2 separate regions of the Homo sapiens genome follow, and region 2 is linked to region 1. A link is a contact called in ENCODE Hi-C or POLR2A ChIA-PET data. All regions are on one chromosome and are shown on one strand. The core of a region is the stretch at or near the end of the contact, and the rest is flanking DNA. Distances in the headings are between cores, read along the strand shown.

What was found. Hi-C counts contacts between places; a loop is a spot of excess contacts on that map. ChIA-PET counts read pairs that join two places held with the same protein, here RNA polymerase II (POLR2A).
Region 2: a loop to region 1 is called in a map of ovary, with 2.0 times the contacts of the local background. The contact joins two enhancer-like sites. A Hi-C loop is called at or near these places in 3 of 168 maps with a recorded cell type or tissue (heart right ventricle and ovary). POLR2A ChIA-PET finds 5 or more read pairs at or near these places in 1 of 52 experiments (OCI-LY7).

The regions. Positions count from the first base shown.
Region 1 is chr5:158,726,809-158,729,508 of GRCh38, forward strand. The region is part of intron 11 of EBF1 (EBF transcription factor 1); the gene reads right to left. Among named protein-coding and RNA genes, the nearest start is that of LINC02227, 320 kb to the left of the region's middle. Within about 2 kb of position 1,388, at least 8 of the 41 ENCODE cell types and tissues checked have a DNase peak (open chromatin) inside an H3K27ac peak, as active enhancers do; they include ovary, where a contact is called at or near this core.
Region 2 is chr5:158,774,044-158,776,743 of GRCh38, forward strand. All of the region lies in intron 10 of EBF1 (EBF transcription factor 1), which reads right to left. Among named protein-coding and RNA genes, the nearest start is that of EBF1, 320 kb to the right of the region's middle. Within about 2 kb of position 1,333, at least 11 of the 41 ENCODE cell types and tissues checked have a DNase peak (open chromatin) inside an H3K27ac peak, as active enhancers do; they include ovary, where a contact is called at or near this core.

The DNA.
Region 1 (2,700 bases), core at 138-2,637:
CCTGAGGGCCTGAGTTTGAATGAATGGTAGTTTTCCCGCGTGCTAGCTGTGATGTCGTAGCAAGTCACTCAGATCTCTGGGGACTCTAACTTCTCATCTGTAAAATGGGGAACACCCACAGTGCAGGGATTAGTGGCCCCCATTTACTGGAGTCTTGCTAGATGCCAGGGATGCCTCTTGGCATAAATTATCTCATTAACACCTGACAACAATGCCGTGAGGCAGCTGCTTTACAGAGGAGAAACCTGAAGCATGGGAGGTTGAGTCATGTGTACCAAGTAGGGGATCATGTTTCCAAAACGCACATCCTTCTGACTTGAGAGCCCACTCTCTTGGCCTCTATGATCTTCGAAAACCTTAATAATGCAGTGCTGGGCTCACAGTAGGCATGAAGTAAACATTCCTTGCTTCCTAGGATTCACAGCTGACACGCCTGACGCCAGCTAAGCTCAGGGCTCACTCTCACTCACTGCCTTAGGGCTAAGGCTCACTGACCACTCACGAAGGCAACTAACAAACTGCAAGGGGGCGGAGACATTTCTGACCTTGAACACAGAGAGCGCTCCTTGCCCAATGTGTCTGGATTGCATCACTGCGGCCATCAGCATCTCAGAATTTCTGATCGACCATGTTCCCCATCCCCTCCACCTCTAAATTATAAGAAAAGTCAACCTTGACCTCAAAGTTGGTCACATGTTCCTCCCCTTCCTGCCAGGATCCAGAGAGAAAGGCGAAACTGTATGAAACAGAACAGAATGCTGTGATTTAAAAACCTTAGCCTGCCCTTTTCTCCCTGTGTATATGAAAAAGGAAACCAAAAAACATCTGGGGTTAGCATAATCACAGTATTTTAAATTTGTGTGTACAGCAACTATCACTGATGGTGACTTTCAGGGACAAAATAATTTACAGAGCAGGATTCCGCTTGCTCCCGTTTTCCTATTTGGTAAATGGTAAAGATGTCTGCTGCCCAGCCTCTCTCGCAGGAGGGACTCCAATAAAACAAAGCACGTCCAAGTTTTTTTGAAAAAGCACATGCCTGTATACAAAGGCATATTATTATGGAAAGCTGTCTGCTTGGTCTTTGGAGCAGTTTCATTTGACAGAATGTGTGGGTGGTTGTATGAATCTAGCTTTGTCTATTCACAAACACATGGGTTTAATAAAGAGGAGTTTGTTTTTTAAGGTGTGTGGTCCATAGCTCACTGAAACACTCCTGTTTGACAAACACTGACCATGATCCTAAGAAAGGCGCAGCCCATTTTTATCTCCCTAACAATGGACAGCAGGAGTATAAATCTCCCAAGTCCACAGGAATACCTTGTGCTGGCTCCATCCGCCACTTCCTGACCCTGCCCTTGAACTCTCGCTCCACTTTAACATTCAAAGCCAAGAGGACAGCCACTCGGCTCTGAGTCACACTGAGAGCTTCCTGGGGTGGGCTCCGGCCAGCCCTTGCACGATCAAGTGGCTAGATGCAAGCCGTGGAGTGTTTCCTTAACACACAAATCCATTGTGTCCTTGATTACTCTTTCCAAACCCAGGAAAAAAGGGTTGGGAATTTTACCATCAGGGACAAAGTGACACGTGCCTATGCTATTTGTTCAACATTTCTGAACATAACATGCAACCATAAAAGTGTTTTCAAAAGTAAGTACACAAAACTCAACCCTAGATTCCCATTTCTCTCCTTTCCTTTCTTATAAGAAAAAGAACTGTCTGGTTTCCGTAGACCTCAACCATTAAACCAGATTTGTCTTCTATTTTTCTTTGAGACAGGGTCTTCTGGCTCTGTCACCCAGGCTGGAGTGCAATGGTAGGTATGTCTCACTGCAGCCTTGACCACCTAGGCTTAAGCAGCCCTTCCACCTCAGCCTCCCAAGTAGCTTGGACTACGTGCACACACCACCATGCCTAGCTAACGTTTTTTTTAGTTTGTAGAGATAGGGTTTTGTGATGGTACCCAGGCTAGTATCCAATTCCTGGCCTTAAGCAATTCTCCCACCTCTGCTTCCCAAATTGCTGGGATTACCAGCATGAGCCACTGCTCGATAAGTATTTTTAAAGTGGCAACTATGGGCCAGATGCTATGCCAAGGGCACCCATGAGATGACCTCTTTATCCTTACATGATCCCCTATGAGTTAGCATGATTAATTATCCCCATTTTATCAATGAAGAAACTGAGGCACAGAGGAGAAATCACATGTTCAACTGCTCACCAGGATTAGGATTTCCTGCTCTGCAGAGATTGGGTGGAAGAGCTCTCAGAAGCAAGGGTCCCATTCTCACTCAACTGGCAAATCATCATAGCTACCTTTTGTTGGCTGCTAAATAAGTCATTGTAATAAAACTCGAAAAGGTACAACATAGCACCATCCACATTTAGTGGATGAGGACATTGAGGCACAGAGAGGTAAACAATTTTGACCTAGGTTGCATAGCTAGCAAGTGGCCAATGTCTGAATTCCACTTTGTCCAACCTGACTCTCCTCAATACCTCCAGTGGACTCTAGAGATCAAATGGTAAAGCAAGTGCTAAATATAAAGTGAATACAGTGCCCAAATGTTCCTCACTGGGAACAATGGGAAGAATCTGGCATTGTACCCCTGCCTTTGTTCTAGCACGAAGACAGCTAAGGCACCTACCATTAGTCAGACCCACATCATTTATATCATCGTGCTATAAAATTACCAGTTG
Region 2 (2,700 bases), core at 83-2,582, 47 kb after region 1:
GAATAACTGGACACAATAAAGTAAGATCTAGAAAGTGCTATTGAGCTTTTCTGCTTCTAATCCAGTCAGGATTCACTTTCCAGAGTCTGTGACTCTGATTGGACAAACACAAGGGCATGGCACATTAGCAGCTATGGATTCCTCGTGCGTCTCTGGTCTGAAGAACCAATGAGGGAGAGATGTACGCTTGCTTACCATCCTTACAAGGGGAGCCAGCTTGCAGGCAATCTGTGCTTGGTCAGATTCTTCCCTCCCCAAAAGGTCTGCCTTTATTAGTATAGATTAGGCCATGCTGTTCCTGCCTTTTTTCTTTTTTTTTAATGTTATGGACTTTTAGAGACATTTACATCTACAAATGCCAACTCTCTCTTGCATACTTTAAAAACAGCAATAAGGCCTTAGTTTGGGGTGTTACTTTTCAGCTCAATAATATTTTTCAAGGGAAAAATTCCAAGTGATATTTCACTAACAAATAAGAGGGTTAGCTCACCCAATCCAGAAAACCAAGCCTCACATCTTGAAATACTATGGATGTTAAAGAAAATGAAGTGTGAACTTCTGTGGGTGGACAAAGGAGGGGGCCGTACATTTGCAATGATCTGAGCAGTTGTTTGGATACAAAGAACAGAGAGGTTTTATGAGCCATCTCTATACCCTTACTATTAAGTGGTGACAGCAGAGGTAAACTGAGTAAATCACAGAGGCCAGTAGCCCCAGCCATGAACAAGCAACGCATGGTAGAGGCATTTAATGCTAATGATCAAAAGGTCCATGTGTAGGTCACCAATGAACACAGATTCCCTTTCATCAGAAATGATGTGATGTCACAATAACTGTTAACAGCCAAGTAACTATACCAGAGGGGAAATCATTGTGCCAATTTCTTCAGATTTTTATTTTTCCGATATGGGGAGAGGTTAGAACTCTCTTCTAGAATATTTAAAAAAAAAAAAAAAGGCTTCTTGTCTGGTGCCCACAGTTTGAGGCCAGATCACCAGAAGCATTTTTTCATACCTTAAATTTCCCACAGATGTATACATGTGCATATGCGCCAACTTATTGCTCTTACCCTTAACTACTTTTCTAGGCTTGAAAATCCAACACTTTTTTCTTAATTCCAGTGTGATATAGATTTTCTAAGATGTGATTTCTTAAACTGATGGCAATTTTTTTTTTTAGTGTTTAAAAAAACTCCAAATAATGATGGATCCCTAGCTCTTTTCTCTTGAGAACTTAAGTAATTTAATGAGGGTGATTTTTTTTTCTAACTTTTATGGCCAGGTGGCTCTAGGGGATATTTTGTTGAAGACTGATTAAAAATAATTTCTTCTAAATGAGACCTGACCACAAAATGGAACCATTAATGGGCAGGGACGTTGTCACCAAAGCGGAAACCATGCCTGATTGCCTCCTGTACCTCCCACCACACAAGCATTTTCTTCTTTTTCTTCTCCTTTTCTTGTTCTTAATAGCTGAGTAAATAAGCAGCCAGCGAGGCCTAATGTTTTCGGCCAAAAACAGAGTCCAAACTTCTCAGAGAAAACATTTGGCCTCTGTGGTTTTGAAATATGTTCCAGAACACCGAGTTCAGTGGGGGAACATTGTGAAAAACTCCCATCCATTGGAATGATGCTGGGGAATGTTACAGTATCAGAAGTTTCAATTGGTCCTTTTCCTGCAGCCCCATAATGAGACTTGTAAAACACACACACACACACACACACACACACATGCACACAGACACACACACACACACACACACACACACACACACACACACACACACTGCTATGTGGAAGTTCTCATGGGAAAAATGAATGGCAAGAAATCCTAGCTTTAAAAGAAACAGCTAATCTGCTAGTTTGATTATTCTTCAAAACTTACGCTGAACCAATGAGCCTAATTAAAAACACTTGGCCTACTTCTATAAAGCATCATAGCTTTCTCTACGCTTCGTTTGTATACACCACAAAACTCCAGAAAGACTATTATTTTTTCAAGTGCTCACTAACAAAGTGCTGACTTTGTTGGGATGGCTGAGCTAATTTCTTGAACTCAGTGTGAAACCTTAGCTAAACAAAATTGTGGTAATTTTCCTTAATTTGTAAAAGTGATTGGAGTGCAAACAAAATTTTCCTCTTGGGTCAATCCTATAATTTTCAGTTAACTAAAACTAATCGTCAGGCAGGCACCAAACCTGCATTTTGTTTAAAGGGCTGGGAGGCATTTCCAAGGGTCAGGATGCATTAATTGTTTTTATAATTTCGAGAGAGAGAGAGAGAGAGAGAAACTGGGTGACTAAGAAGTATGTTTGGTTTTACTTCTAATATTGAAATACAAGGGAAAGATGCTCTGAAGTAAAATGTCACAGAAAAATAAAATTCGTCCACTTAATTGTATGGTTATAATTACAATTTGTTAACTGTTATCCCTTCACTGCTCTGTTATCTCTTTGTGTGAAAGCAACTTCCGCTCTGTACTTAATCTGGTCTTGTGGTCTTTTACTGAATGGAAAAGGAAACCTGGGACTAGTTCGTGGAGACAGCTACCACTATCCAAGGATGACTGACACTAAGCAGAGGGCCCAGAACCGCACTCCACCTGTGGTTCTTTGAGCAGCAGCATCAGCCTCACCTGGGATTGCTTAAGAAACAGGATCTCAGGTTCTACCTAGACCTACTGTAGCAGAATGTGAATTGT